Linked DNA regions of Mus musculus: regions 1, 2, 4, 5, 6 and 7 are each linked to region 3. The links are chromatin loops, found by intact Hi-C in ENCODE. Cell type or tissue: left cerebral cortex. All regions are shown on one strand. Links, peaks and the distances in the headings refer to the core of each region. The heading gives the core; the rest is flanking DNA.

Region 1 (4,307 bases), core at 186-4,185, 110 kb after region 3:
TTTAGACTGTCTCTCCCTCTGTGTGTCTATATGTCTATGTGTGTGTGTGTGTGTGTCTGTCTGTCTGTCTCTGTCTGTCTGTGTCTCTCTCTGTCTATTTGTGTCTCTCTGTGTATCTCTCCCTTTCTGTCTCTGTCTCTCTGTCTCTGTGTGTCTTGCTCTGTCTGTCTGTCTGTCTCTCTTTGTCTCTGTGTTTCTCTCTGTGTCTCTCTGAGTCTCCTTCCCTTTCTGCCTTTGTCTCTGTCTCTGTCTGTGTGTGTGTGTGTGTGTGTGTCTGTGTCACTCCCTCTGTGATTTGAAAAGGAAGACCTTTTTCAAAGCCACTCATAAAACACTGGTCAGCCACGTCCCTTTCCTTCGTGCCAGATGGCCACATGCCTCCAGCGAGTACCGAGCCTGCTGGAAGCCTCACGGCCACATTTACAAAGTGGAAATGAACCCGCCATGTTGGTGCAATGACTCAGGCTTTAAACCCTTCTCCATCCACAGCAGTAAAGAATGTTTTTAATTAAAAAAAGAAAAAAGAAAAAAATTCAAGCTGTTTGCCCTGGATCAGCAACCAATGGCAGCAAGCAGGAAGGTGCCTCTGGTGAGCTGCTCGGCAGGTCCTGGGCAGGTGAAGGAGACAGGAGGGCTAAGTCATTCACACCACCAGACCTAAATGCTCTCCCACAGCAGGTGAACTGCACTAGTAAAATGTTGCCAGAGCACCGTTTCCTCAGGTGACAGGTGGGATTCTAAGCACACGCTTCTGCTTCCTCCTAAATACCACTCCTGACAGCCTCCCTCACCTCTTCCCATCCAGCCATTACTTCTCCTCCATGTGCCACACTCGCTAAGCACATTGCTGCCCCAGGGCCTTTGCACTTGCTGCTCCCCCTGCCTTGGGCCACTTTCTGATGCCCCTGTAGCTCCTACTGTTACTTCTGAAGGTCTCTGTTTAATTCTTATTGGATCCTAAAAGCCTGTTCCAGCAATGTATACATAATAGCCTCCTGGGGCTAGAGAAATAGTTTGTGGTGAAGAGCATCTGCAGGGGACCAAGGTTCAGTTCCCAGCACCCACGTGGTTGCTCACGACCATGCGTAACTACAATTTCAAAGGATCCTACCCGCTCTTCTAATCATGATGGGCACCAGGCACACACACAGTTCACATATATACATGTGAGCAGAACACTCATATACATAAAAATAAATAAATCTAAAAATAAAAATAGCCCCCCGAACCACTGTCTGTCTGTCTGTCTGTCTGTCTGTCTGTCGAGACAGAGGCTCATGGATTTCAGGCACCTCACGTGGCTTCTGAGATTCAAACAGGGGCTCTGTGCATTCCAGGCAAATGCTCTAGCTGAGCCATATCCCCGCTGCCCCCTCCACTCCTGACTGTCTTTCTTCAGCATTAGTCACTCCTCCTGTCCCTGTCCCTAGGCAGCACACAGGTCCCCCGAGGACAGGAATCCTGTCTGTTTTATGAATTGCCCTGTCTGTATCTGGTGCCTAGAACAGCTGAGCGCAGGGCAGGCCTCCATCTCTGTGGGTTGGGTAAATGAGGACCAGGCATTCAGTTTGGTGACAATGACACCCAGGCTGCAGCTGTTGATGGCATGTCCAGCAGTACTGGCTGTTCTTTGGGGAGTCCTCAGCATGAGCCACACAGAGCCCCATGTGTCCTGTAAACTCACAGAGGTTCTGCCAAGCGGGGTTGTCCCTGCTTTACAGAGGGAGACCAGCAGGTGAGGTGACTCAGTCAAGATCTCTCATAGCAGTGCAGAGGGGAGGTTGGGGTGTCACGCTACATGTGCCCAAGTCCCTCTGGCAGCTGCTGGGCTTCTCCAAAAGCAAAGGCCTTGGTGTTGGGTGGGCCATTAAGAAATCCCTGTATCTCCACTGGACAGAATACATTCAGATTTTTATTTTATTTTATTTTATTTTATTTTATTTTATTTTATTTTATTTTATGTGTCTGTCCCCGAGTGTGTACATGTGCACCACATGCATGCAGTGCCTGAGATGGCCAGAAGGGGCGTCAGATCCCCTAGAACAGGAATTCCAGGCAGTTAAGATTTACCTTATGGGTGCTAGCGTCCTCTGAGGTGCTCCTGGTGAACCATCTCTACAGTCTCGATCAATCCAGATTTTAGAAGCTCCAGCCTAACTCCCACTTGCTTCACATACAACCTATTTCTCACCGTCCCACGTTCCCCAGGCACGGTCATTGCCAAGGGCCTCTGATGCAACAAAGACGCTCCGCTGAGCCTGGAGAGAGTGAATCCGCAGGCTCCGTGTACTGAGAACCGGAGCGCCCTGCGCTGCCTCAGCTCTCTGCCCCTTGTCCCCTCCCAGGTCCTTGCCTTGCCACAGTGATTTATGAGTCCTGCTGCTCTGCAGCCTGAGCCCCAGTGACAGCTGGAATTGGCAGGATTGTGAGCAGCTGTCCATCAAGCAGAGGACGTGAGGGCTGGTCAGAAACACAGGGAAGGAGGGTGAGCAATCCAGGGCCTCCAGGAGACAGACGGGGCAACAGAGGCACACTCAGTCAGAGGGCCACTGGCCCGTAGCAGGACCGGGAAGATGGAGGTTGAAGACACATGAATTGTAGCATAATAAAGACAGCCACCAGCAGGAGCAGGAGACATGAAGCGTTAGATGAGTCAGAAGCAGAGCCCTGGAATTGCTGAGTCTCTTTATTCTGAAGACAAAAGAGAAATGGAAATGGCAGGCAGACAAGACTGGGTGGAGGAGGACCTGGTTCATCATCTCCCAGGTAGTGCCTGTGACCACCCTGCCTGCCAGACTCTGTCTCCAGAAGCCGCTGTCTGCCCACGCTCACTGGCCTCTTGTCCTAGCACTTGAGGCTTCTCACTCCTCCCTCATTTCCCAGGTGGCACCCATGAGGCCCTCTGCCCGTATCCTCTTTGTCTCCCCGCATTTGGCTTTTTGTGGCCCTCGGTGACATCTGTCATTACGAGCCTCCAGCTGGATGGGACCCTTCTACAAGGTCCCATCTTGTAGCCAGTGACTGACATCCACCTCTAGTGCACCCCACTCCCTGGCCAGAGGATCCCCCTGCCGTGCAGATCTAGGCTTTGCGGTGGGTGAGAGCCCCACATTGCTCTCAACTGTGGGAAGTTGGCACAGAGGCAAAGTTAGGGAAGACAAGGCTTGCTTTCTTCTGGAATACAGTTATTTCAGGCTAGGCCTTGCTGAATGCTGGGACACTCAGATACAAACACACACACCGAGAGAAAGGGGGGGGAGACAGACAGACAGACAGACACACATATACAGAGTGAAAGACACACACAAACAACAGACAATCAGGCAGACATACACAGTGACAGACAAACTCACAGTCACACACACAGTGACAAACAGATACAGAAACACACAAATATAAACATACAGGACAAATAGAAATTCAGGCAGACACACACAGTGAGAGACAGACAGACAATCAGGTGGACACACACAATAAACAGTCAACCAGGCAGACACGTACACGGTGAAAGACAGGCAGACAGACACACATACACACAGACCCAAAGACATACAGTGACAGAAAGACACACAGACACAGACATAGACACATACAGACACACACACACCAGACAAACACTACAATAGACATGTATGCTCTGAGCAGTTCAGATGGTTTTATAGTCAGACTCCAAGATTCACATATCTCTAATGGTCACCCAGAAACCAGAGACTCATTCTAGCCCCGAAACCCAATCTTTTCTCACAGATCTACCCACTTCAGGCTCCGGAAACTAGAGGCCAGGGAAAGTGACCCCGGGAGTGTCCAGTGCCCCAGAGAGAACAGAAGTCCCCAGACATTACCCTTCCCAGATAACAACAGGAGGAGGGGCAGCTTTCCCCTGCTCTCCAGCCAGGGGAGGAAAGATTTATTCCTGGGACACCCTGTCAACTGGAAACCTGTTCCCTCTCTTCCTGTTCGCCAGCCCATCTGTTCCCAGGCTCCTGTGAATCCTTTGTTTCCTTCTTTCTTTGTATGCCCCTTGATTTATGAGACCGGGTCTGAACATCTCTTCTCATTTAACTTACTTTGAAATCCATTCAAGTTGTTTCAATAATAAATCAGTCTCAATAAAAAGCAGAGTTCCCACCTGCTTGCATAGGCCCTAGAAAGTGGCCGCGGTATGGACTGTGTGGCCCAGGAGAGTGGTGCGGCCCCTAGGGGCTGGAGTGCAGATGGCAGTGCCCACCGTGAAACAGACAGGGAGGGTTGTCTTTCTCTAGCACACAAATATGTGCATTCCATCTACACCACACAGGCCATACATG
Region 2 (4,307 bases), core at 87-4,086, 97 kb after region 3:
ACACTTGCCTGCTACAGAAGAGGTGTCAGTGCAGAGTAGCTCTGGGAATGCCAGGCTTTAGCCCTAAGGCAGCTGTGGGGTCAGCACCTGAGCCCACGTCCAGCCATCTGGCTCTGAGAATGGGTAGATTCTGAGGCTGTCCCGTGTCCTTTGGAGAGTGGTGCCCTGGGGGTTGACACTACAGGCTATGCTTCTTGGAAGAAGCATTTGGGACAGTGAGGAAGACTATATCAGAGTAAAGGCTAGGACATGTGATGTTTAGGGCGGGAGAGATGGCTCAGTGGTTAAGAGCACTGGCTGCTCTTCCAGAGGTCCTGAGTTTGTTTTCCAGCATCCACACTGAGTAGTTCATAGCTGCCTGCAACTCTAGCTCCAAAGGTTCTGACGTCCTCTTCTGAACCCCATGGCCATGTACACACGTAACATACATCCACACAGACACACTCATAAGCACATAAATAAAGTGAATTTTAAAATGTTTTTGAAACAGAGTTTTGGGGTTTGTTTTGTTTTTTGTTTTTTGTTTTTTACATGGCCCTGGCTGTCCTCAAAATTACAATGTACACCAGGCTGGCCTCAAACTCATAGAGATCTGCCTACTGAGTGCTGAGCTGAAAGTCTAGTACCACCACACATGGCTAAAAAAAAATATTTTAAAAAGAAAACAAAACGCTATTTTTAGCCTGGTGTGATCACACTTACCTGCAGCCTAGTACTAAGGCAGAAAGATCTTGAGTTCAAAACCAACCAGAGCTACATAGTGAGTTAGAGGTCAGGCTGGATCACTGAGTGAGCCTCTATCTTTAAAAACTAAGATTAAAAAGAAGGCTGGGGCTATAGTGCCCAGTGGGTAGAGCACTGGTCCAGTATACACCAAGCCCTGGGTTCAGTCTAGCATTGCGTAAGTGGGACGTGGTGGCACATGCCTGTAAGCCCAGAACTTGGGAGATGGAGACCAGAGGATCAGACATTCAAAGTCATCTGTAGCTACGAAATGAGTTTGAAGCCAACCTGGGCTGCAAGAGACCCTATCTAAATTTTTAAAAAGAAGAAGAAAACACAGTCATTCGTTGGAGAGGAGGAGATGGAGACTGCCAGGAAACACCAATGGGGGCGGGGCAAGCAGGGGTCAGGGGTTGCCTGCATGCCAGACAAGATAAGCCAGGAACTAGAGCTTGAATAACCTGCCAGTGGGTGGGTGGGCAGGTGGGCGGGCAGGCGGGCGGGCAGGCGGAGGGAACCCAGAGGAGGCCAGGCCAGCCTGCCCCAGAGGATGGCCTCTCTTGCCAGAAAGAAACCGCCAGTCCAGAGGGATGAATGGCTTCGCTAATTGGCCATTTTGTTTTTTATGTATTTTCATTAGCAAGATAAAATAACAACTAATCATGTAACTGTCTCTTCTTGGAAAATAAATGCTCCTTCGGTACCTGTGCCTTGTAGGTACTAAATAAGCCAGTGCCGCTGGCAGGCTCTGTGGTTCCTACAGTACCACAGGGTAGGGGCCGAAGTCACCGGGTCAGACTCCTGAACTCATAATCCAACCAGCTTGATCTTCAGCCCAGGAGCCCATGCAGAAATATTTGCCTCAGGATTTGAACTCAGTACCAGCCTGGTAGGGAGAAGGAGCTGGGACCCAAGCCAGCCCCTCCCTAGGACCCCACATTCTTTTGGAAGAATCATGCTGTTCTTGCTTGGCCAGAGAGAGGGTCTCAAACATTTGTCCCCTCATCCTGCAGACCCTGTGTTCCTTTCCTGTGCTCAATACAAGTGCTTCAGGAAGCAGGTCTCCATGGTGACCCATCCATCCATTCAGTGGCCCATCGCAAAGAGGGGGCAGGGCCGAGGAGGTTTGGTTGGCGGGGAAGTGGGGTAAAGGAGCCCGGTTACCCAGGCAACTCCCTGAGGTCCTAGCCAAGGACTCAGGATCTCATACGTGGAGACTGGGTGTTGTCATGGAGATCTCCTGGCAGCTCTACCAAGGATGAGGGCCTCCCAGGTCCCCTCTTGACCCTCAGGGTCCAGCACAGGAGATCAAAGCTCAAGAGCCTCTCAGAATAATCTGCGGAGAAGCGTAGCAGCTTGCTGGCATAGAAAGTTCCAGAAAACAGAGTTCTCCCCTGCCTTCCCCTCAACGCTGGCCCTTGCTCTTGACCTGACTAGAGAAACCCGGCCAGCTCCCAGCTCCCTCCCAGCGGCCTGTGCTTCTGTCTCTCCATCTCTTGGCCCTCTTTTCTCAGTGATGCTGAGGAGTTCAGGGAGAGAGTGCCTGCCCGCGGGTCGCCATGACGACCAACCAAGCCTTTGGTCGCCTTGGAGACAAACCCTCAAAGTTCTTATTTATTGGGAATTTCAAAGGATTTTGCACCCTTCCTTAGCCAGGCTGGGCACGTTGGGAACTAAGGACAGAACCATTCATTGCTTAGTCTCCAGAAAGGGCTGAACGAAGGTCAAAGGGTGCTGACCACAGCTAAAATGTACCTCAGAGGCAGCCAAGAGGCCCTGCTTGGAGTTGCAGAGGAAAAGCCATTTCTCAGCTTTCCCAGGCCCGCCAGATGCCTGGGGAGGCTCTCAAAAGCCACTTTGCAGCCATCACCCTCAGGGTAGTTCTGACTGCAGCTTCAGGAGGTCCCCAGAGCAACTGGGGCACAACCCGCTTCTCATGAAAGAATTCACAGAGTGGATGGAGCTCCGAAAGCTTAAAAAACAGAAGCAAAAGCAACAAACACATAAGATAAGGAGCTTGGAGCCAAGGGAAAACTAAGGTAACAGCAGCCAGAAGTGATGCATGCTGCCTGATATAAACTCGGAGAAGTGACTCAAACCCAACGATGAGCTTCCCGGTAGCCACAGCAAAGAAGGACACGAGATGTAAAGTCTCTGAGGGGAAAAGAGGATGGTTTTGGAAGACATGTTGGATATTAGAAGAATCCTATGAGCTGTGTTCTTGAGCTGTGAACTTGGAGCCCTCCCTGCCGGCCCCTGGCACACTGCCTTCAATTTGTTCTGCTTGTCAACCCTGACTTGTTAGTGTTCCTTTTTTCAAATAAAACGTGCTACTCAACCCATACCGTGTGGTAATATGTGACTTACTCCCAGTCTGGTATATGGCACAAAGCTAACAGGATAGAGAGTAGAGAGACCTGGATGAGATCTGCCTTCCCCCCAGCAACTTAGCACCATTAATAAAATCACGTCCACCAGGATATTTTGAGTTGCATATGATAAGAGCCTTGACTCAAAATGGCCTTGCCAAATAGAGGATTTATCATCCTGTAGAACAACAGAGTCAGGGGTAGGGCAGTCCCTGGCTGGTCAATTCTGAGTCTTGTCCACGTCACCCAGAATCCAGGTGCTGCTCACCTTTGAGCTAGTCAGCCATGCCCAGTGTGCCAATCCTTCACCTCGGCATAGCTGCCAGGGCTCCAGACATCACATTCAGCCATGTGTCAATTGGGGACATCGATGAATCCTAGCACTCAGAAGGCAGAGGCAGACAGATCTCTGTAAGTTCTTGGCCAGCCTGATCTACATAGTGAGAGCCTGTTTCGCTGGTGCCAAAAGCCCTGGCCTTGTCTAGGTCACCTGGTCCCTGTAGGCTGCATCCAGAGCCAGGTGAGTATGGGGACAGACCAGTCATGTTCACACTGAGTCTTGTGGAGTGGGAACTTCAGGGCCAAACTGGAACTTGGCTAAGGAGGAAGTGAGTGAGTGGGTGTCTCAGGGGAGGTTCCTAAGAAAGAACCAGTGGGGAGGAGAAGATTTCTGACCTGCCAACCTAGGGAACTGCTCCTCGAAGCCACTGATGAGGGGCCAGCCTGACAGAGATGGTCAAGGCTAAGCTGCTGGGAGAGGTTGAAGTAGAGCTGAGCCTCTGGGAGTCAGGGCATCTGGAACATGAATTATATGTGAGGGCATACCAGGTCCAGGTGAGAAGGCCTTTATCCTCCAACACAGTCATTGGCTGAGGAGCTGCCCCTGGGCCGTGTTCTGGACATACAGTCACTGGAACTCAGAGAACCTAGGCAGTCCTTCTCCATAGGGAGTGTCCTGTGCAGCCAGCCGGCTGTCAGATGCAGAGGACCAAAAAATCAGAGCGATATTCTTACGTGAGAGGTGTGATCAAGGAACAAGGGGACATCTGGCCAGCCCCCCGGTCCACCATAGAAGCGACTTATTTCCCAGTCCTCCAGCAGCAAGTGCTTTGAGAGCAAGGATCGGGCTGCCATGGCTGGAGGGTCAAAGGGGGCAGTGACATGGTGGGGGAGCTCTGAACAGAGTCCAGATCCGTGAGGTAGATTAGGGGGCAG
Region 3 (4,307 bases), core at 135-4,134:
AGGATAACAACAAGAGAGTGTCAGAGGGCAAGCTGGGCTATGGGTCTGGATCCTTCAAAGCGACAGCTCTGGGCGGGGGGGGGGGGGGAGGCTGAAGGGGCAGTGATGATGAGGCTCCCTGTGACCCCAGTACTATCTCTCGATCTCCAGGTTCTGAGGCCCCCTGAGACACTTTCCTGAGGCTCTGGCCCTGGAAAATTTCCCAAGATTGTCAGTAAAAGCTGCCGAAGCTATTGGGCAGAGAGAGGCAAATATTCAGAGAGGCAGGATCGGGTGGATGGAAACTGCAGATGAGGAAGCAAACCAGAGTCGATGGTGCCCCAAGGGCCAGTGGTGCCAACATGGGTGTCAGAGCACAGACTCCAGCAAAGGAAAGTCAGGAAAAGGAACGAAGGCGGCCAGAAAGGATGATGGACGGGAAAGAGCAAAGGGTGTGCATTTGAAAGATAACCCTGGGAAGGAGAACAGCCAGCAAAGAGCACTAGCAAAGATTGCAGACCCTGGAGGCAGAAGATATGCCAGGAAGAGGTCTGAGTGGTCATGGGGGCGAAGAGTCTGAAATGGACACTGAGCTTCAAACCAAGACTGTAAGGCGCCTGCCTGCCTGCCTGCCTGCCTGGCTGGGCTGCTGCCCGGAGCTTCCCTTGAGCCTAACAGCTGCTTCTCTCCTTTTGGCAGATACTCTGATTCGGGGAGGTCTGCAGTAGAAGAGGAGGGGGCTGATTGAGCCTGTGTGTTTGTGTGTGTGCACGCCAGTGTCTGTGACCCACACAGCCTGAGCTCCTGCATGTCATGAGGTATCAGCGAGGGTCCTAGGCAGTGGTCTCTGGTGTCCGGTTTATTTTAGCATCCTCCAGCGAGAGCGTGAAGAGGGATGAGTCCTGGCCCACAAACTGGGGCTTGTGGGAAGATTAGGCTTGTCCACGTGGGAGTGAATCCTGGGTCTCTGTGTGCATTGTGTGCGCCTACGAGCCACGATGGGAATATATTTATCAGAAAGGAGTGTGGATTTGTGCGTGGAGTGTTCACGAGTGCTCTATACATAGTGTGTGTGTGTACTTCATTTGTGTGTGGAGCTTGGGGCTGGTGGGTTCAGTGCGCTGTCCGAGGTACTGACCGAGAGTGCAACCAGACTAGCACCCGCACCCAGACTCAGGAAGCATCCCTGTACCAGACAGAGATCCAACAGAGGAAGCCTCCGGGGAGGCGTCTCCTAGGAGAGTTGGGAAAAGTCCTCCCAGCGGCAGGGCTAGCTCTCGGGACTCGCCGCCACTCGTGCTGGTCATCTTTTCCTGACTGTGCTCCACGGCTACTCAGATGCCACCCCATCACAGTCCTTATGGATGTTCTGGGTCGACCCAGGGACCCTCTAGCGCTCCACTTCCATCGCCTGCCTGAGCTTCAGAGGTCCTGGCTGGCACGCAGCGGCACCTGCAGCGGGTTCACCGCAGCCCAAGACTCAAAGAAGGTCCCACCAAGCGCGTGAGTGCGCTCAAGTAGGGGGCAGCTACAGGGGCCATCGTTACCTTTTCCTGTTCCCTCCCTCCTCTGAAGTCCCGGCGGACAGCCGGATTTGGGATGGCTTCAGGCTGACGCTCAACTTTTATGAACCCAGACAGACACCTACCGAGACGAGCAGGGGTATGGAGATAGGGAGCCAGGATGATTCTGGACATTAAACACGCTCCCGCAGACCGAAGCTGCAGCCCGTCCCCAGCGTGTTGGTGCAAGCTTCGGGGGCGCAGGGACAAGCTCTGAGATCTGAACTCTGTCCCATTAGCCGGCTTTCTCAGGGCGTTGAGGCCGGGGGTGGCCTGAGAGCGAGAGAACTTCCCGCACTCCCCCCTCTCCCCGCCCCCAGACCGGGCGCATGTGGCACGTTAGACCCTTCCCCTCTCCAGAGTAGCGCATCCCCAGTCCCGATGGCGCCCAGGGGCAGTCTCACTCACCTCGCTGGCTGAGCCGAGCTAGGCTGATACACGGGTGCCGCAGGGGTTAAGGGGCTTCGGCCACCCCGCGGCGAACACTTGTCCCTTGAGGGTAATTTCAGGAGGAAAGGTCCTCAGAGCTGTAGGAGGCCAGCGGCCCCCAAGCTCCGCTCGCTGGCGAGCAGACCGCCGCCAGGTCCGTGACAACTACGTCCCCAGCGCGCACGCGAAGCACTCGCCGCCGCCGCCGCCGCCGCCGCCGCCGCCGCCTTTTATCTGCTGCCCGCCTTTGTTTGGGTCCCGGTTCCTACCACGGGGTGCGGGGGTGTCCCGGGCAGCCTTTAGAGTCGCGCCTCCCCCCGTCCACTGGCGCCTCCAGCATCAGCGCCTGCGGGCTCTGCGTCACCGTCCGGCTTAGGCTTGCTCTCCGCCGCGCGCTGCTGTCTCCCGATTCCGCCGCCAGGCGCCGCCCTGGCTGCCGCTCCCCCTGCGGGAGCCGCGTGGTGGTACAGCCAGCTTCCCGTGTTGGCGAGCAGGGACTGAGCACAGCGCAGCGACCCCTGGGGGTCAGTCTTAGTCTCTGCAAACGGACCTGGCCATGCCCCCTACTGGCCCCCGAGGTTTCTGGGCACCCAGGCCTTTCCCAGGCGTGCGCTCCTGCTGGCTTCTCTCAGCCCCATCTGCCCAGCCTTGGCACCTCACCAGCCTGCTGGACACTCGAGGGCATCCCCGGGTGCCCTCCGGAGGTGGTTGCCAAGCCCAGGCGCCTGGCACCATCTCTTCCTCCCTCCTCTATTCACCTCTCTGGCAGCAGAGCCCAGAGCTCTGCCAGCCCCTGGGACCAGGCACTCGTCCAGTAACAGCAGAAGGTCCGCCTGACACCCCCTGCTGAAAAGATACCCAAAGAAGAAAGAGCCTAGAAACCAAGGCTATCCCTGGTTTCATTTCTCTTTCAGTGCTCCAAAGACATTGGCCTTGATGTCACCCAAGGAGAGCCAAGGGAACCCTCAAAAGGACCTGGCGCCAGCCTCCCGCTGCAGGAGGGACATCACTGCCGGCTGAGAGGCCACCCAGATGATTATGACACGGACCAGGAAGATAAGCATGTAAGCCACAATCTTGGCCTTCAAGAAGTCCCCATTCTATACAAGAGAATGCAGGATCATTATGAAATAAAAATACCGAAAGCCCCTAGCTCTTTGCTGTGTAGCCCATGCCCCCATCTATATTTTTGAAAGAGGAAACCTAGGGGCCTGGGAAATGGCTTAGCAGGTGTTTGCTGCCAAGCCTGACAACCGGAGTTCAGTCTCCAGGGCAAACTCACTTCTGCGAGCTGTCTTCTGACTTCCACTCGTGCCCTGTGGTACACATGCACATCCCCTCCAAACACACATGCCATACATACATACATACGTACATACATACATACATACATACATAGTTTTAATTAAGAGGGCAGTTTGGGAGTTCTCTGAACCCCTCTCACTTTGGGGTTCTACAGGAAAATCCTGTACCACCCGTCCAGCTTTCTCAAACACAGTCCCTGGGGACTGCATTCACTGGCTGGCGGTCAGGTGGACATTTAGCTACTTATGACCCTGGATGCCCCGGAACTCATCTGTGCAGATGCAAATGACCAGAGCCAATGTTTCTACCCAGGTGTTCTCGTCCCTGCACCACATACTCAGAAATGGTTTTTCAGGGGACCCACTGGCCAGCCATCAAGCCTGTCAGAAGATCTGCAGTGAATTCATGCCATCCTGAAGACATTAGGGTTATGAAATGCTCCTGGCAGGAAGGATCCAAGAAAGGGGAGAGAGAGAGAGAGAGAGAGAGAGAGAGAGAGAGAGAGAGAGAGAGAGAGAGAGAGAGTATGAATAGATAGATAGATAGATAGATAGATAGATAGATAGATAGATAGATAGATAGATAGATAGATACTAAGACCTAGAATGGCGGGTGTGTATATTACTGCCACAGGAGCAGAAGCCCAAAGTGGTACTCTAGATAAAACAGCCCCGAAGTGCCTTGCAAATGTCCAGCTCCACCCAACATATCCCAGGGGAAGGCAGAGAAAGAGGAGCCACGGGGGAGGGTGGGAGGAAGGAGAACCAGGGTAATATTTGTTTCTAAGGGAGCAGTGGGAGACACAAAGTGTTCCCAAGCCCAGCTGAGAGCAGAGGCTGCTTTTCTTGGTGAATGGCTCAGTTCTTCTCAGTTTGTTTCAAGGAGCCTCCTTAAAGATTCCCCCCAAAGTCCCTGTGCTGTTCCCTGCAGTTTGACAGAATCACAGGACACCCCATTTGTGTTCCTAGGGTGCTGTGCCTCCCACCAACTCTTGCTTGTTGATATGACCTCCATTCTCCCGGGAACTACATT
Region 4 (4,307 bases), core at 183-4,182, 140 kb after region 3:
CCCAGCTCTGTCACTGGTGCTGTGCTCTTGGGTTCTGAATCTGAGGGCACAGTCAGCAAGGTACTAACCCTGCTGGAAGAGCCTCACTCTCCTCATTAGGAAACTGGGTCATGGCGTTGCTCAAATGTGACAATCAGCTTGTATGGACCCAATCCAGGTGACAGGGTAGAAGAATTGAGAGCCAGAGGGTGAGATGTGTCAGCATGCACTCACTCCCATGGGTGTCTCCACCCATGGCTGCTGCAGTCTAAAGCTGGCTCCAGATCTCAGAGATGGCTGAGGTGACTTGCTGGGCAGCCACATAAAGCCAGTGACTACTAAATCATCCATCTCTCAAAGAGAAGCCCCCACCCCTTCTCTCGTGGGTTCCTATGCCCTGACTCTGCCTCCTGTCCTCTAACACCCAGAGCAGCTAGCTTGGGAAGCTGCCTGGGTGCCAGAGAGCAAAGGTGTGCTGAGGGGAACTGGGGACAGGGTTAGGGAGGAGAGGGGAGATGAAGGGGGTGGGGACTGGGAGGGATAATGGCAAAAGAGGCAGCTGTGGCTCTTTCAACGTGTAAAGCGAAAAATGAGATTTATATTTAAAAACCAAACAATGCCTCCTCTCCTGCCTTCAAAAGAGAGCGGAGCAGTGACATAGAGGATGGCTTTAACCCCGGAAGTGCTGAATTTGGGGTCCAGGAGAAAACCAGCTTTTACGTGGGGCCCCCAATGGTGGCTAAATGACCTTGACAGAATCGCCTGATCCCTCAGAATATCTCGACTCAAATTCCATAATCAACTCAGGACACAAGGGGACTCGGTGAGAGACCCAAGTGTTCTCCCAAATCCTGGCTACCGTGGCTCTCATGACTGGGTCATGTGACAGGCCACTACTGCTTTACCAACAAGAGAGGTCCATGCCCCCAACTCCGGGAGCCGGCAGTAGGGTCCCAGAGTGGGGCCTAGCTTCCTCTAGGAGACAGGTCCTCCTGAGGAGGCAGGGGCTTTCCTCATAGCTCCACGGCATCTACCACACGGCCTGAGGCAGAGATTCTTAGGGTTCTGCCCCGCTTGAGGGATTTGCCTATCTTTGCCTTCATCCTTCTCCTGCTGCAGTTTCTCTTCAGGGAGGAAAGACTCTTCTCAGCAGAGCAGCCAGGCCTTGCATTCAGCCAGGCGCAGCCCTGAACTGACAGGCTAAAGAACAACTGTATCCCCCTTGCCTCTGCCTGGAGCTGCTCTGGGCTATCATTTGCTCACAGCCCCTGTGGTTTCTTTTCATCCTCCCCAGAGCAGCGTGGAGACTGCTTATCTGGTAATTGAGATTGTTCTACAAGGTGGAGCTCATTGCACCGGGTGCCAAGAATTTGTGATGCTTTCTGAATACCTGGGACACTGTCCCAGTACAGAGTGAGGGGGACGTGCACATCCAAATGGTCTCACAGATCTATCTGTACATATGCACATGCATGGTTAAAGAAATGCTAACAACTTTGGTAAAACGGACTTGGGCGTTCTACAGATAGCCTTGCCTTGTTGAACTCAGACTGTACTCCAAGATGTGGCCTTGAACCTAGGAGGTACCCACCAGAAGGCCCTCTGCAGGTCAGGCAGCCTCTCTACCCGCCATTGCTCCTAGCGGGCCCCAGAATAAGCTTGGCTCTCTTCTGTAAGAAAGGCTCTGAATAGGTTGTCCTTGGTTGCTACAGAGAACTGAGTGTTGATGCCAGCGTATAGCAACCATTCGAGAGGCCTAACAAAGTAGCAGAAAGCCAGGGACAGCAGGGATGAAGCCCTCGTCCTCGGTAGATGCAGGCTCAGGAGCTTGCTTCTGGCAATGCTCTCCTTGGGCCTCATCGTTCAAGGCCATTCATCTGGATTTAGCACCGGCAGCCTGGGCTGATTAAATGTGCTACCGTCTCCTTCTGACTGTTTCTCAGCAAGGTATCAGTCACTCCTCAGTCGGCTTTGACCTTGGCACTGAGAAGGGCACCTTTGGCACATCTGCCTCAACGCTACAGTCGTCTGGCTATGTGACCAGAAGAGACTGAAGGAAAAGTGCCCTGGATGGTCTCAGCAGCAGGCAGGGCGGGGGGTGAGGGGGGTGGCGACGACCCTCCAGCTGTGAGGACAGGTAGGCCACGTCACCAGCACCTCTCCTGGCTAACTTCTCCTAAGAACCCTGAGCTCAGTCCATTGTCATCTCCTCCCAGAAGCCCCTCCTGATTGGCTCCAATCTGCAGCTGATCTCCGCCCTCAGCGAGCTACACTTCTTGCTGTTCCATGGCTGACTTTGTCCATCCCCTTTCCCTAATAGAAGCACACTCACCCAAAGGGGCCTCTCTCCTCACTGCCTATACCCAAGGAACTCTCACAAGTCAAGCAGAGCCTGATCCCTGTGAAGGTGGACTGGAGTTTCTCTCCGACGCCCCCTGGTGGCTGGTTGCATTCTTACCAGGCAAAGCATCTGGACTGTTTCTAGGGACCCTCTGTTTCAGTGGCCAGGTGAGAAAAGATGGCAGATGGAGGGAGGGAGGGACGGGTGGGCGTGAGCCCACATTTAACTTGAGAATGGGTCTTCCTTTCCAGCTGACTTGAGCAGTCATCAAAGCCTGGCAGGCTCTGACTTGAAACCTTGATCCCATTCCCACCTCCACAGTAATGTAGACTTACCTCTCCTCTCACCATTGAGCAACTGGAGGCCCAAGGCAGAGGACCTCACTTTGAAGACAGAAACGCTATAGGCCAGTCTTGAGACGGGAGGCAGCTCCTAAGGGGCCCTGGTGTTTCCTCTCTCCTCATCTCTTCCACATGGTCTCGGGCCGCCTCTTGCCTATCTTGGAATGCCCTGAGGAAGGTGGCTGGCTCACGCTGAGGGGAGCTACCTTCTTGGCCTGCAGGTGCTGGCCCAGTCACTCCCACATTAGGGAAACTTCATAGCATTGTGGCCATGGGAAGGACACGTGGGAGTCCAGCCCTCCATGGCCTCGGCCACCCATCAGTCCTACGATACCTTCCTCACACCTCACACTCAGCAAGGACGAACCCGTGGCTGGAGTCCTCATGTGAGCAAGACACTGTGAGGTAAGCGGAGACAGGACAAGAGGCCGTGGGAGAGAATTCACATGGGCACAGACTAAGGTTTGAATGATGGGTGACTTGGACAATTAATCTTCTCCCTTTACTCTAGTCTTTGTCTCATGAAAAAATAGCCCTCAATAACCTATTCATGGAGCTGTTAGGAACATTAAAACAATATATGTAAGCTCCAGAACAAGGCTTGGCACACAGGGAGCTTGCAATAAATGCCATCGTTATCCCCGACATTCCCTCAGTCATTTATCCAACACCTTAATTATTTACAGGTTTCCGGAAACATGAGCTAGACCTTAAGAGATCTTCAGAGTTACTGTCATTTTCCCCTTCCACTTCCAACCCTGGGTGGAATTCACCTGTCCTTACTGCTGCGGGTCAGCCAGCTATGTGGTACGCATGTCAGTGTGGTCAGTAAACCTGTCCCATAGGGTCTAGCCACTCGCAAGCCTGTGCTCCATGGCCAGTTGTTGAAACACACTGTGGTCAGTTGTGCTAGTGCTGGGCAGGTGCTGAAATACAGTCTTACTTGCCTGTCTACCAGCCACCTGTTGGGGGACACTGACACTAAACACGCTAACAAACGGACACAGAACACACACTGGAGCTGTCTTGTTATCCATGACTCTAGCTCTAACTGTGGTGGCGATTCTAAGCTGTGGTGGGAAATACAGAAGCAAGGGTATGGCGGGAGCATGGAGTGCGGACTTTGGGGCATGCCTTAATTACCACAGAGCCCAGAGCAATTTCCTGTTACCCACCACACACACAGTTTGGTCAGGAGCATGTGACCAAGACGTTCCCTGGCTCCTCTAGTGCTTCTACATCTTGGGAAGTAGGAGAGCATCTCACAGTTACAGCTGCCGGCCCCTGCTGATGAGCTCCGCCTGGGTCCAGTGATTGCCAGGCCCCCAGGCAGGGCCTCACTGGGCTTCACCACCCTCTGCTGTCCTGGCAGATCACAAGTGTCAGCTGGCTACCACAAGAGTCCAGGTCTCGCCAGAGGCACTCTTACACCAGCCTTCGTGGTCTGTAGCCAGTAATGAAAGAGGCTGACAGTCCATTAGCAGTGGGCACAGAGGAGAACAGCTGTCAGCCACCTCCCTTCCAGGGCCATTGAGGGTGAAGTCAACTGCACGGGATGTGTCTGGGTGTGCATCTGTATGTAATTTTTGGAAGGCAAACAAAATGGGAAGAGGGTATCAGTCGTCGCAGCTGTGATGACACTTAGA
Region 5 (4,307 bases), core at 208-4,207, 73 kb before region 3:
CATGTATCCAACACCCGATGGCAACCACATGTCCTTTTTTTGCTGCGTCTCCAGACACCTTGTTTTCTCCTGGGTTGGACTCTGTGTTCCTGCCAGCACTGTGTAACGACCTTGTTGAGAATGTGATTCTCTGTACCGGCAGGATGTGGTGGCACACGCCTTTAATTCCAGCGCTCGGCAGGTAGAGGCAGGCAGATCTCTGTGTTAGAGACTAGCCTGGTCTACAGAGTGAGTTCCAGGACAGTCAGGGCTATATAGAGAAATCCTGTCTCGAATCAATCAATCAATCAATCAATCAATCAATCAATCAATCAATCAATCAATCATCAATCAAACACACAAATGTGATTCTCAGAGCTGACAGGTGAGACATAACTATCTCTGTCTCTTAGAGAGCTGGAACTAATTCAGAGCTCTAGTAGGCTTTTGGGAATTGTTCGGATAGGATGGGAATGGGGTGTGTCTCAGCTGTAGAGTTAAGACCCTTGTCTCAGCTGTTAGAGGGGACCTGTGAACACCCACCAAGGCAGTAACTGACTTTGTAGCCTGAAGATTGGTGGCCATGCTTGCGAGGCAGAATGGAAAAAGAGACCCAGGCCGTAGCTCTGCAGTCAGACTTTACAGCAGCCCGGCCCCCAAACAGCTTTGGCTGTACCTGGCCCACAGAGATTTGCTGAGAAGGGTTCACCATCTAAAATTGATTTGCAGAGGGCCTGGTACATGGAACAATTCCTTCCATGTGAGCTAGGGTCATTTTCCAAGTCACACAGACAAACTCAGCAAAGTATTGGGAGTGGAGAACAGATTGAATTGCTGTATCCCACACTTGTGATCGATGTATTTTTAATTGGGAGACATGTCCTCAGGAGCTCATTTGAGCTGAGGGACTAGAGCAGATCTGACCCCTTAAGGGGTCAGGCAGCTTTGATTTGGGGTTATGGGGGTTGGAGTGAGGCCACATTCCTGCCTTGGCTGTAGCCACCTAATCTTTTCAAGTTTTTAATTTCATTTCTTCTCTGTGTGAGCCCAGGCTAGCCCATTAGCCTGCATACAGGGCTCCTCCTGGGATCCATTTGTTCTTGGCAGCGGGTATTTCTTTGCTGGGGTATTTCTTTCTTCTCAGCAGCTCCATTAGGGTCTCTGTGAGGAAGAGCTGGAGAACTCCATGCAGTAGCTCTTCCCCGTTTCCATACCCAGCCTGATCCGTCTCTTGAGGTGTTTAAGGGAGCCCTCGTGGCTGCCAACTGTGACTAGAGAGGTTTCCACCCTACGAATTCTAGTAGCCTGAGTCTCGGAGGGGGAATCCCTGCACAGACCCAGGTGGCACATTGTACAGACAGTATATTTCCTGGGGCTCTATTGCTTGGTGGCTTTGTGCCCTCAGAGTTGCTCCAGAGATTACAGTCAAGCTGTCACTCTGAATGATGCCCCCTGTGGCTCTCTTGTCTCTTGCCTCATCTCTGCGGTGGCTGCAGCTCTGTTACTTCTGTCCGATGCCTCTGGAACAGAGCATCCAGCAGGTAACCAGCGCCTTGCGTTTTCTTCTCCCCACACAGGGGCCGAATCCAGGAAATTGGTCATGGGAGATTCCCTGGCAACCCTCACCAGGCTTAGTGTCCTTCCCCACACCAGGATCCAGGCAGCCGATAACAATTGGGGGACCCGCCTGTCACATGCTAAGCATATGTTTGGTTACCGAGTCACTCCCCTTCCCCCTCCCCCACTCACATGAAGAGGAGTTTCTCTAACCAGTGTGCCCATCTGTCTGTCACTTCCACTGTCCCCAGCCCCACTGTTCTTAAGGCCTCCGCACTTAGCTCTCAGCTCTAGAAGCTTGTGCTCTCAGCCCAGGACTGCAAGCTCTGCAATACGCATGGGGGCTCCACACAACTTCACTTTCAAGCCTCCTGCACACCAGGCTTGAGTAGCCTCTGGAAAGTGGATTCTCACTTGCGGTCTATGGAGACTCGTTGAAAGGAGGAAGAACCCTGTGAAGTGGGTGGGAGACACAAAGTGATTCAGAGAGGTATAGTAACTCACCCAGAGCCACACAGTGTAGAGATGACAGGTGCATGGCCAGAGCAGAGGTAGCCTGTGGGGATGTCCCTGGCTTCAGAGGCTGCTCAGCCAGGATGAAGTCAAGTCTGAAGTCCAGGATGAGCTGGTGGAAGCCTTAGGCTCCTGTTTGAACTAGCCCCCCTACCTCCTGCCCCCCCCCCCCCACCCCATGAGTCTGGTTCTGTTTGTAGCAGAGCTATGGCCAAGCCAAGGGCTCATTTCTCCAGACACAGAATGTTCCAGGTCCCCCGCACCCATGACTAAATCCTGGCACCAAATGTTCTTCCCTCCTGGCTGGTTCTGCCTGGCAGGCCTCAGGCAAGAAGAAAGAAAACATCTCAGATCCTCCCACTGGCAGGAGGTATCATAGTCTCTACTCTCAATGGGTCAGGGAGACAGCGCACAGCACTCACCTAATAGAAAGCTTTCTGTGCTATGGGGAATGTGAGTTAGCCAGAAACCCCTCCCCCCTTTAGCTCACACTGACGCTGCACCCCAGACTAGAAACCCCCTCCTCTTGCCCCTTACCTCATCTCTGTAGCTTGCACTTCCCTTGCCAGACTCCCAGAGCTCCCCAACGACTGTCCTTCCAGGGTCAGCCCTGTGCTCACCTCTCCAACTGTCTGACTATTATTTTTTTTAAAACCAGACTGAGTGAAAGGTGACTCTGGGTTTTGTGTTGACAGCTGTTTCCTCAAGACCGGGCTCAAGGTCCTCTGAGCAAATCCATATCCCTTCCTTGAGATGGTCTGCTGCTGCTTGACAGGCAGCTGTCCTAATTCATGGGCGAATCCAGGAGCACAGTGTAAGCAGTGATCCTTAGCTCTGTGCAGTGCACAGCTGGCACAGCTGTCCACGACAGCCTGGGTGCACCGTACATTTAACAATGGACTGTAATTGTAAATATAATGTAGTTCAAACGCTCAGCCGTACAAACCGAATCATTTAAATAACAAACTGAGTTTTCGCTTAGGGCGGAGGAGCCCAAGCTTTGGTAAAAAGGGGAGCAAACTGGGTCACTGATAAATAGACTCAGAAAGAGGCTGTTTAGACCTGAAAGTGGGTCAGGGCTCAACCCTGTGCAAATTAGCTACTATTTACTTAGCGACTTTCCTCTGGCATGTGTGTGTGTGTGTGTGTGTGTGTGTGTGTGTGTGTGTGTGTGTGTGTGGCTGCACCGTTGGAGACTTAACTCAATAGAATATCAAATTTCTTTTTAAAAATAGCTTTCCAGAGCTTGTGGGATAGCTCAGGGGGTAAAAACACCTGTTATGCACTCTGAAGACCCAAGTTCAATTCCTGCACTCACTTGGTAGAGAGGAACTGCCTTGTAAGTTGTCCACTGACTTCCAGTGATGGCACCCACATACCTTCACAGGCATGTGGGCACACTCATGTACACAAACGCACAATACACTTGTGCACACACACATGCATTCATGCCCACACACACACATACACACAAGTGCACACACACTAATTTAATTAATTAAAAGAAAAGCTTTTAGGCCTAGAGAGGTGGCTCAGTGGTTAAGAGCATTCTGACTGTTCTTGTAGAGAACCCAGGTTCAGTTCCCAGAGCCCACGTGGTGGCTCAGAATCATATGACAAGCTTTCTCTACAGCGCTCCAGTTCTAGAAGATTGGATATCCTATTCTGAACTCCCTGGGCACCAGAAGTGCATGTGGCACACAGGTCTATATGCAGGCAAAACATCAATACACATTATAACAAGTTTTCTAGGGACCGGGGAGTCGGCTCAGCCGTTAGGAGCACTTGCTGCTCTTCCAGAGAGCCTGACTTTGGTTCCTAGCACCCATGTTTGGCAGCTCGCAACCATCTATAACTCCTGTTTCAGGGGAACAAATGACTCCTTTTGCCCTCCAAGGGCACCTGCACACACACACACACACACACACACACACACACACACACACACACACACACACACACACACAGTGGTAATGACACGTGTTCCCTCACCTGAAAACCTAGACTTAAAGCTTCTATCCATAGTTTAGAGAAAGCTTGCTGACACTTCCTGCACAGTGTGAATGACAGAGAGGCCTCTCATAGGGCTATGGCTCCGATGGAGTGCAATCACCAGCCCTAACTGCTGCTCTCTATCATCCCTCCCCTGCTCCCACTCTCTCCTCCCCTGCTCCCTCTCACTCCCTCCTCTGCTCCCTCTCCCCTCCCCTGCTCCCTCTCACCCCCTCCCTTGCTCCCTCTTACCCATCCCCTGCTTT
Region 6 (4,307 bases), core at 99-4,098, 150 kb after region 3:
TTCTCCCTTGACCTGTGAAAGCAGCTCTCTAATTCACGAGCGTCCTAATTATCAGTCCTCCTAGAAGCTCTTCCTCCGTGGTTCCCGAGAGCTTCAATTTGGGCTGCCTTAGTCCAGTTGTTAATAACAGGTGTTGAGTCTCGCTGGGCAAAGGGCAGAGGGCAAAGGACGGGGCTTGTTCGAATGTGCTGCTGAAGGCTGCCTTCCCTGTGCTGCTGACATGCTGATCCGTCAGCTCTCTCCCCCGCGGGTGCGTTCGGCCTCAGGAATTTATCTAAGTACAGTGATATCCACTGCACGTATCTCTGCCTCGTTCATAAGGATATATCGTCAAATGCCTAGCCAAGACGTAAGTGCACTCCATCTACTACATGCTCCTAATCCATCAGCACGGTGACCTAGCAGAAGAAAAACGTAAGCAGGGGAGGATAGAGGGAAATGAGGTTAACGTGGTCTGGCCAGCTGGCTCTCAGTGGTCCCTGACACCTTTCCTAATGGCCCCTCTCCTAGGTGGGGTTACCAATGCTGTGAGGAAACACCGCGTCCAAAGCAACTTAGTGAGGAAGAGAGTTCCTTGACTTATACTTCCTCATTGTTGTTTATCTTTGGGAAACAGGGCAGGACCTGGAGGCGGGAGCTGATGCAGACAGAGGCTGTGGAGGGCTGCTCTGCAGCTTACTGGCTTGCTTGCTCCTTGTGGCTTTCTCAGCCCAGGGCTGGCCCCGCCCACAATGGGCTGGGCCCTTCCGCATCAATCACCAACTTTAAAAGCTTCCCTATGGGCTTGCCTACAGCTCAGGCCTATGGGAGCATTTTCTCAATTGAGGCTCCCTTCTGGTGAGTCAAACTTATGGCAAGATGTCACAAAACCATCAACCCTGGTCAAACTGTTCCCAAATTCATCACTGGTAATGAGGTGACCTCTACCATATGGCACTTCTCCCTAAGTCCTGGTTAGTGCAATAACATGTTGCTTTGGAGACGAGGTCTCACTGTGTATCTCTAGCTGGCCTCACACTCCTGAGATCCACCAACCTGACTCCCAGTGCTGGAAATGAAAATCGTACACTACCATGCCTGGTACTCCCACAAGTCTCTGCACATTTCCAGTAAGAAAAGCAAGTGGAAAGCAAAGAAACAAAGCCACTGACATACGTTTTCTCTTATTTTAATTAGCAAATCTACAGGAAACCTTCATTGAATCAGGAGACATAATACAAATTATGGTGGTCTGTATACAAAATGTGGCACCAAATATGGCCTCTGGGGATGGTATATAAAAATAGGCATTTAAAATCTGCACCAGAGCTCAGTGTAGCAGCTGACACAGTTCTGATGAGGGTAGCCACGTGTCAGGCCCGCCTTATGAACAGTGAGAGTCATTGGTCCTCCAGGCTCTGGGTGACAACTATCAGCCCCAAGCTAGGGTCACAGGCAGGACACTCAAAAGCACCAGACGTACAAACCCAGCACGCTGGGGAGAACAGGAAAGAACATCCTGTTCCTAGGATTCTGGACCCTGATTCAAGCTCTGGGACTCTGGTAGACAAACCACCCTGACTACAGAGGAACTCTGGGCAATATTTAAATATGTTTTCCTAAGGAAGTGACCCAGTGCTAACTCAAGGTGGTTTTCTGCAGGCTAAGAGCCTGCAGCCCCCTTCAGGGCAGCTGATCAGAGTAAAGCACACTGGAGATGGTATGATCATCTCCATGCAAGATGTTATACTCAGAGAGGGTACAGAAGACAGCGAGACACCTCTGGTCCTTTGGGTGTGACCTCACTGAAGCCACATTCTGAACAAGGCATCAGAGCACAGAGAGATGAAGGACCCGTGCTCATAGTTCTTTCTCTGGCAGGGCCTCACATTCCAGCTGAGTGTGGCCAGGACTGCTGTCCACTGACTCATACATTCAGAAGGTCCCTGATTTGCCCATCTTGTGGCTCTGTGGAGAGGGGTAAGTGTCCTTGACTCATGTGTTGCTGTTGCCCACAGTCTGGCACTGGAAACAGACGGAGGGACAGAGATCCTGGGTAGGCAAGAGGAATACCAGGGGAGGCAGCTGGGAGGGGACAAAGCCCTTTGGGCTTTAAACGCCCATCCCACTGCCACTTCAGGTCCCAGAATCACTGCCTTCCTAGTGGAGTCTACAGAGGGAAGCAGCTCCCTCAGCCACCATGCCATGTTTTACTGAAAGCAGAGTGCTTTTCTCAGCCGCCCCAGGCTTAACTGTCTTGCTACAGGGTGATCTGACACTTTCCTCCACAGTGGCGAGGATCGAAGGGAGACATAAAGGACAGAAACATCTGAACCACCAACTACACAAAAAGCCAGGAGCACTCCTTGCTAATGAGGGCCCTTCTCTAGCAGGCAGCACATTCAGGGGACAAGCGCTCTGTATAAATGGGGCCTGGCACCAATTAGTACAATTTCCTACGTGCCAAGGTAACGGGTCAGTACCATGCCTAGTTACTATGGCTCTTTTGGGACACAGCTCCTTCACAAACTGTCAGGGCATTCTGTCTAGGACAAGGGGGAGATGGACTTTCCATCCTAAAGTGGCCTGATGACACCCTCTAGTGGAGATTATAAATAACACAGGAACGACACTAGAGTGGCTTCAGGGTTTCCCTGTAACATGGAACACAAATCACGAGCAGGTTATCTTTAGGAAGATAATCCCAACACACAAGTTCAGGAGTTTGCAGCCTATGCTGTGCACCCACCCTGGCCAGTGGCACCCCTTCTCAGTCTCTGGCTTCTGCACTGCCTGAGGAGGGGCTGTGCTGTGGTGGGAGTTGCTGGTCTCCTCAGAGTCTGGGCAGGCTGCCTGCTGGTGCCAGGATGATGCCAAAGACATAGAAAAGCCCCAGCAGGAGGTTGAGCTTGGCTGTCCTCTGGGGCAGCTTGTTGAAGGCCTGGCTGCGGAACTGCCTCTCAAGGGAGAAGGCCATGGGGATGGTGAGCAGGGGCAGTGCCAGGCTGATGCTGCAGTGCGTGGCCAGGATGGTAAAGATTAGGTAGGGCACAAAGAGCAGTGTGTTATAGAGGACATAGGAGAAGGTGGGCCCAATGAGGATGGCCAGCGTGACGATGCCAGCCTCTCGGTCAGATTCCATGTCCCTGGTGTTGTTGGAATGGAGAATGGCCTCCGTGCTGAGGGCCAGAGGGATGGCGTAGATTAGAGGGAAGATGGCCAGGGATCCCACCTGGACAGCGTAGGCAAACATCACAGCCAGCGGGCCGAAAGTGATGAGGATGACGAGGTCTCCCAGGGCCACATACTTGAATCCAATTCCTGCGGCCAGAAAAGCCAGAGAGGCGGTGTAAATCAAGGGCTGGTCCAAGAGAATACCATGTCTGAAGAGAGGCTACGAGGGTGAGCCGTCACTGGAGCACCCCCAAACGACCCAATGCAGACTCAGATTTCTGAGTCCAACTGCCAGGTACCCGCCAAGTTTGCCTTTTAGGATTTGTCCCAAAAAAAAGTTTCAGCCACACAGTGCCCAGAGCTCCGGGTACACAGAGATGAGAGGAGCCAAGAACATGCAAAAGGTTCTATGGTCCAGAGCATTGATTTCTTCTGCCCTTCTCCAGCCCTGCAAGGCAAAATGTACAGCTTGCCTCCTCTCCTGCCCGCCCCCCCTTCCCCACCGCCCCTGGGTCTTTTTTCTGTGTCTTTTTTCTGGTTTGAAAGACCCCAGTGAAACACCATGGCATTTCACAGCCTATAACTTCCATGGAAAGAAGCTGTCACCCACGTAAAGAGGAAAACAGTGGAAGTTACCATGCAGTGTACCCTCCGAGGGTCTCATCAGTCAAAACCAAATCACCCCTAGCGACCCTCTGCGCCAAAGCCTACCTAGTCCCTTCCTTTAGCACCCTCCCTCCAGCCCCAGTACTGTACCACATCTCACTGCCTTCCATCCAGGTCCAAATCAGGCTCATCTTACTCTGGAATACTGCCACACCCTCCTGGTGGCTTTTGATCTTGTAAGAACCTCTCACCCTATCCCAGCATCTTTAAAACTCCGGGTTTACCTTTTCTCCCAACACACACTCAAACTGTCAACAACCCTATGTCTTTGGATTCAAAGTCCCAGCATCTGGCTTGTCATAGCTGGCTCCCCAGTACTTGGCCCTGGGGCTGACCTGAACACAGAGCCACAGTAACAAACACTTCTAACTCAAGAGTACTTCCCACTCAGACTGGAACAGGTAAAGCCATGTGCAGTGGTGGGAGCTGGCCAAAGACATGATCTTTCAAACTTTGGTTGCTACAGAAACCTGTGAAGTCTTTGAATC
Region 7 (4,307 bases), core at 89-4,088, 120 kb before region 3:
TCTCTCTCTCTCTCTCTCTCCCCTTCCCTCCCTCCCTCCTTCCCTCTCTCTCCCTTTCTCTTTCTTTCTTTCTTTCTTTCTTTCTTTCTTTCTTTCTTTCTTTCTTTCTTTCTTTCTTCCTTTCTTCCTTCCTTCCTTCCTTCCTTCCTTTCTTTCTTTCTTTCTTTCTTTCTTTCTTTCTTTCTTTCTTTCTTTCTTTCTTTCTTTCTTTCTTTCTTTCTTTCTTTCGAGTGAGACAAAGCATAGACAAGGCAGGCAATTTCCCTGAGGTCACACAGTCCTCTAGTCCTTCATAGAAGTGGGATTCTAGCCAGCTACTCAGGGACCTGGTCTCCACAGCAGCGCCAACAAAGGAGTACTGAGGGTGACCGGGTTGCTCGGCCAAGGGCATCAGGAAGGATCTCTGTGAAGGGACCTTTGAAGACGATGAGGAGGCCCCAGCTATACAGAGGTCTGGGACAACACCACCACACGGGCAGCCAAAGCAAAGGCCCTGGGCTGGGAATGAACCTACCTACAGCAGGAATGCAGCCAGCATGCCTGGAGCAGTGGGGACACAGCTTGCCGCTTGCCGTGAGCTTAGAGATGCAGATGCTAACCCAGAGAGTCTCCCCAGGACGCGCTGCGCACTGTGCTACATGGTGTGACATGAGCTTCCGCTAGGGACAGGAAGTTTCTGGGAACCGGGGATTAGATAGCAGCAGTTTACAGACTTGCCCGTGGAACCACATTTCCAGAGAACACTGGGTGACCGGACGGTAGCAGTGACGACGGTGTGGTCACCGCAGTGTCTTGCAGCGGCAACAGGCTCAGGCTGAGGACTCCTGTGCTGGTTTTCATTGTTAAGAGCTCACGTTCAGGCTGGGTGGTGGCGCTCGCCTTGAACCTCAGCAACACCCGGGAGGCAGAGGCAGGCAGATCGCTGTGAGTTCCGGGCCAGCCTGCTCTACAAAGCGAGCCCAGGACAGCCAGGGTTCTGTTACCCAGAGAAACCCTGTCTCCAACCCGCCTCTCCAGAAGAGCCCAGGTTCATCCTACCTGCTCACCAGCCGTTTCAGGGAGAGCTGCGTCCTCAGGCAGGGCGCCCTGCTTTGCTTGCCTTCTCCTTTTCTTCCCATCAGGACCCCCAGGCTGTGGAATGGCGCCGCCATCCCACATTCAGGGTGGATCTATCCACCTCATTTAACCCAATCAAGAAACCTCTCACAGACAAGCCCAGAGACTTGTCTCCTCCACTATTGTAGGAGCTGTTAACTAGTCATAGGTGGGAGAGGCTGGTTGCTCATGAGGATATCGGAAGTGGCTTCCAGCTCAGGGATGAGCTAAGTCATTACGGTTCAGGATCAGACATGGGATCCTACTGGAGCCAGAGCAAGGATGAGCTGGGGGCTGAAATGGACATGACATGGAAGGTGACTTCAGGGTTCTAGCATGGGTCATACCCCCAGGCAGATTGAATGAGCACCAGGGGTGCCAAGACAGTTTTAATTAAGGTGTCATAGGATGTAAATGGATTTTCTTGTATTTTCCTGGTGATTATCTCTGTTTAGCAGCTTTGTAATGGAAAGATCGCTTTTTAATTAATGTGTATGGGTGTTTTGCCTGCATGTATGTATGTCAAAGAAGACCCAAAGAGGGCATTGGATGCCCTAGAGCTGGAGTTACAGATGGTTGTGAGCCACAATGTGGATGCTGAGAACTGAACCCAGATCCTCTGGAAGAACAATCAGTGCTCTTAGTCTCAGATCTATCTTTCCAGATTCTCTTTCTTTTCTAATTTGTCTTGTAAATAGATTTGAGAAGGGAGCAAGGGGCAGTTCCTCTTGTGACCACCAGATGGCAGCATCATCAAGGCGGTTCTCAGCTTGGCGGCCTCAGACCTGAGATTTGAATCCAAAGCCCAACCAGGCTCCTTGCTGAGGGCTCAGTGCCCATCCCCAGGGTCTTTGAAGAGGCTCAGCCTTGGGGTCTCTCCATGCAACTTGTCTTTTGTTGTTTTGACACAGACTTTCAAGTATCCCAGGCTGGCCTGAGGCTGACATTGAATGTCTGCTTCTCCTGCCTCTGCTCTTTGGTCCTGGAATTGCAGGTGTGTACCACCATGCTTGGTTTAGGTTCAGGCCTGAACCTACAGGGGGTTGGAGGTGGTCTTTAGATCTGGGGTGCTCCTGCACCCCAGCAGAGCCCTGGGCCTTCTTCAAGCCCCCTCGGCTGAAGAAAGCTTAGGATACCCAGACAGATCCTATTTCATCTCCTAGTGAGTCCACTGTCCCCCCCCCCCTTCCCCCAAATTAAACCTAATCTTGTGTTGACTCTGCTGAGCAGGGAGAATAATGCAGGAGATTAAGACAAGATGGTATTCAGTCTCCTCCAACAAAAGCCAATTAATTGCTGGTAGGATTATCTCGCTGAGTTAAAGCTGCTGTCAGCTCGGCAGACAACTAGGGTGCTTCAGCTCAGGTCTGTGCTGACACAGCAGCAGGAGAGATTCAGGGAGATATTAGGAAGAACTGTCTGGGTGGGGAAGGGGGTGTGAGGATGGTGGAAGCAGCCATGCGGTGATGTGGTCAGATGGGGAGCTCTGTGGAGTCCCCCATTTCCAAATGTGTATCCTGCCTTTGCCTCCTGAGGCCAAGCCACCTGATCACCTCCATCCCAGGCCACCTGGGACCTTTCTCTGCTTTTTGGGCCACCTCCCATCAGTGAATGTGGGGTCAACCTCCTCCTCTCCCCTGACTCCCCTTCTTTCCTTTTCTTCCAGGAGTCAGGAGACACACATGTCTAGGGACAAGAACACACATTTAGTTTAGGCCTGTAATCTCAGCTACTGGGAAAGCCGAGACAAGAGAATAGAAAGTTCTAGGCCAGCCTGGGCTACAGAGTGAGTTCATCTCTAGCCTGGGCTAGAGAATGAGGGCAATTAGGCAAACTCAGTCTCAAAAATAAGAAATGAAAAGAGGACTGGTGATACAGGTCAGAGATAGAACACTTGTCCAACATATGGGGGGGGGGCTCTGGGTTTCACCCCCAGCACAGAGGGAAGAAAAGGAGTGGGGGTTTGCAAACTGACACACTAGGGTCTCCCCTGGATTTGCCGCTTCTCTTTATAGAAATAAAGGTGCAATCTGGATCCTGAGGGTCCTGCCCTGATGTTGCTCAGGCTAACCTGCCCAGGGCACACCACACACTGTGGGCTGCAGGAGGAGAATGGGGTGGGGAAGGAGCTGTCCCCACTCATGGGTTTCCCATACTACCTGTCTGAGTTGCTGTCCACTTCCCTACACAGCCCTCCCAGAGTGCTAACCTTTGTCACCCTGAGTGTACAGAAAGAAGCTGGTGTTCAAAGAGTTCCCCCTACCCCACTCCCCCTCACACTGTACCCTGTAGAGCCACAGGGGTCCAGGGCCCCCCAAGGTACATATCCTTCCCTCAGGGCTGTGGTACATTTTTTTAAAAGATTTATTTATTTATTTATTATATGTAAGTACACTGTAGCTGTCTTCAGACACTCCAGAAGAGGGAGTCAGATCTCGTTACGGATGGTTGTGAGTCACCATGTGGTTGCTGGGATATGAACTCCGGACCATTGGAAGAGCAGTCGGGTGCTCTTACCCACTGAGCCATCTCACCAGCCCGGTACATGTCTTATAGATGGATGAAGCCCTGTTTTCGGCAGATGGGAGGCTGTGGCAGACACACTGTGCTGGTCAGTGGGATGCGTGGCTCCCCTCTCCTTCCACTCTGTGGGAAGCCCAGTACCCTATCCATCGGAGAGCACAGCTTCATTGACTTTGATCTCTGAGTCATTGGTATTTTCCGAACACAACAAAAATGTCCCTGAAGTGCAGTGTGAAGTCCAGGATGTGTCGCAGCTGTGTGCCCGGTGTGCTAAGCACCGTTCATCTCTGGTTGCAATGCACTAGGTCATTCCATCTGGAGGCTCAGAGAGGGACAGCCTGGATCTGTGTCACACAGCACACAGCAGGGTGCTGGACCCTGTGGATGCCAGTCCCGCAGAGCAGGGGGGAATCGTGCAGAGCCCAAGGGGTTTCCTGAACCCAACAGTGCTTCCTACACTGGGCCTGGCCTGGGGGGATGCACCTGCACCCAAGCTCTTATTAAGCCCCTTCTGTATGCCAGACACCTTGTTATGCTTCCAGGAGACAACAGTGACCCAAAGGGGCCTCATCCTGGAAGCTCAGACAGTGTGAGAGACAGACTTTTTTTTGGAAAGGGGGAAATTGCCCACTCTGTGACTCATCACCTCTGTCATAGACAGGTGTGGAACAGTGAAGGAGCTGTGAGGG

What was found. A loop is a pair of places that touch in the nucleus more often than their neighbours do. Peaks named below come from ENCODE experiments on the same cell type or tissue, not always from the same donor. Only the 100,000 strongest peaks of a DNase experiment are listed, where the experiment ranks them.
Region 1: it touches region 3 in a loop (2.1-fold over the local background); 4 of 42 quality-filtered maps call a loop at or near these places.
Region 2: a loop joins it to region 3, with 3 times the contacts of the local background. A loop is called at or near these places in 4 of 42 quality-filtered maps.
Region 4: a loop joins it to region 3, with 4 times the contacts of the local background. A loop is called at or near these places in 13 of 42 quality-filtered maps.
Region 5: it touches region 3 in a loop (3.0-fold over the local background); 2 of 42 quality-filtered maps call a loop at or near these places.
Region 6: a loop joins it to region 3, with 2.8 times the contacts of the local background. A loop is called at or near these places in 13 of 42 quality-filtered maps.
Region 7: a loop joins it to region 3, with 6 times the contacts of the local background. A loop is called at or near these places in 10 of 42 quality-filtered maps.

Annotation. Positions count from the first base shown.
Region 1 is chr4:148,395,697-148,400,003 of GRCm38, forward strand. No RefSeq gene overlaps it. Among named protein-coding and RNA genes, the nearest start is that of Ubiad1, 47 kb to the right of the region's middle. In left cerebral cortex, for the core only: a CTCF peak has its summit at 2,008; DNase peaks (open chromatin) are centred at 1,545 and 2,660.
Region 2 is chr4:148,382,488-148,386,794 of GRCm38, forward strand. No RefSeq gene overlaps it. Among named protein-coding and RNA genes, the nearest start is that of Ubiad1, 60 kb to the right of the region's middle. In left cerebral cortex, for the core only: a CTCF peak has its summit at 2,470; DNase peaks (open chromatin) are centred at 1,900 and 2,289; H3K27ac peaks cover 2,370 bases.
Region 3 is chr4:148,285,774-148,290,080 of GRCm38, forward strand. It overlaps Disp3 (dispatched RND transporter family member 3), which reads right to left and starts at 2,192. Exons shown (of 21, transcript NM_001083342.1): 1 at 1,950-2,192. In left cerebral cortex, for the core only: a CTCF peak has its summit at 2,468 (motif pointing left); DNase peaks (open chromatin) are centred at 672, 1,009, 1,639 and 2,401; H3K4me3 peaks cover 2,674 bases; H3K27ac peaks cover 2,533 bases.
Region 4 is chr4:148,427,509-148,431,815 of GRCm38, forward strand. No RefSeq gene overlaps it. Among named protein-coding and RNA genes, the nearest start is that of Ubiad1, 15 kb to the right of the region's middle. In left cerebral cortex, for the core only: a CTCF peak has its summit at 2,418 (motif pointing left); a DNase peak (open chromatin) is centred at 2,420.
Region 5 is chr4:148,212,599-148,216,905 of GRCm38, forward strand. It overlaps Gm32603 (a long non-coding RNA gene), which reads right to left and starts at 2,166. Exons shown (of 3, transcript XR_390951.1): 1 at 2,041-2,166. In left cerebral cortex, for the core only: no CTCF peak of the experiment used is centred there; DNase peaks (open chromatin) are centred at 1,871, 2,333, 2,752 and 3,042; H3K27ac peaks cover 1,602 bases.
Region 6 is chr4:148,433,343-148,437,649 of GRCm38, forward strand. It overlaps Ubiad1 (UbiA prenyltransferase domain containing 1), which reads right to left. Exons shown (of 2, transcript NM_027873.3): 2 at 1,153-3,300. The coding sequence ends at 2,813. Among named protein-coding and RNA genes, the nearest start is that of Ubiad1, 9.3 kb to the right of the region's middle. In left cerebral cortex, for the core only: a CTCF peak has its summit at 2,587 (motif pointing left); DNase peaks (open chromatin) are centred at 2,606 and 2,813; H3K27ac peaks cover 1,087 bases.
Region 7 is chr4:148,169,136-148,173,442 of GRCm38, forward strand. No RefSeq gene overlaps it. Among named protein-coding and RNA genes, the nearest start is that of Fbxo2, 11 kb to the left of the region's middle. In left cerebral cortex, for the core only: a CTCF peak has its summit at 1,830 (motif pointing right); a DNase peak (open chromatin) is centred at 1,840.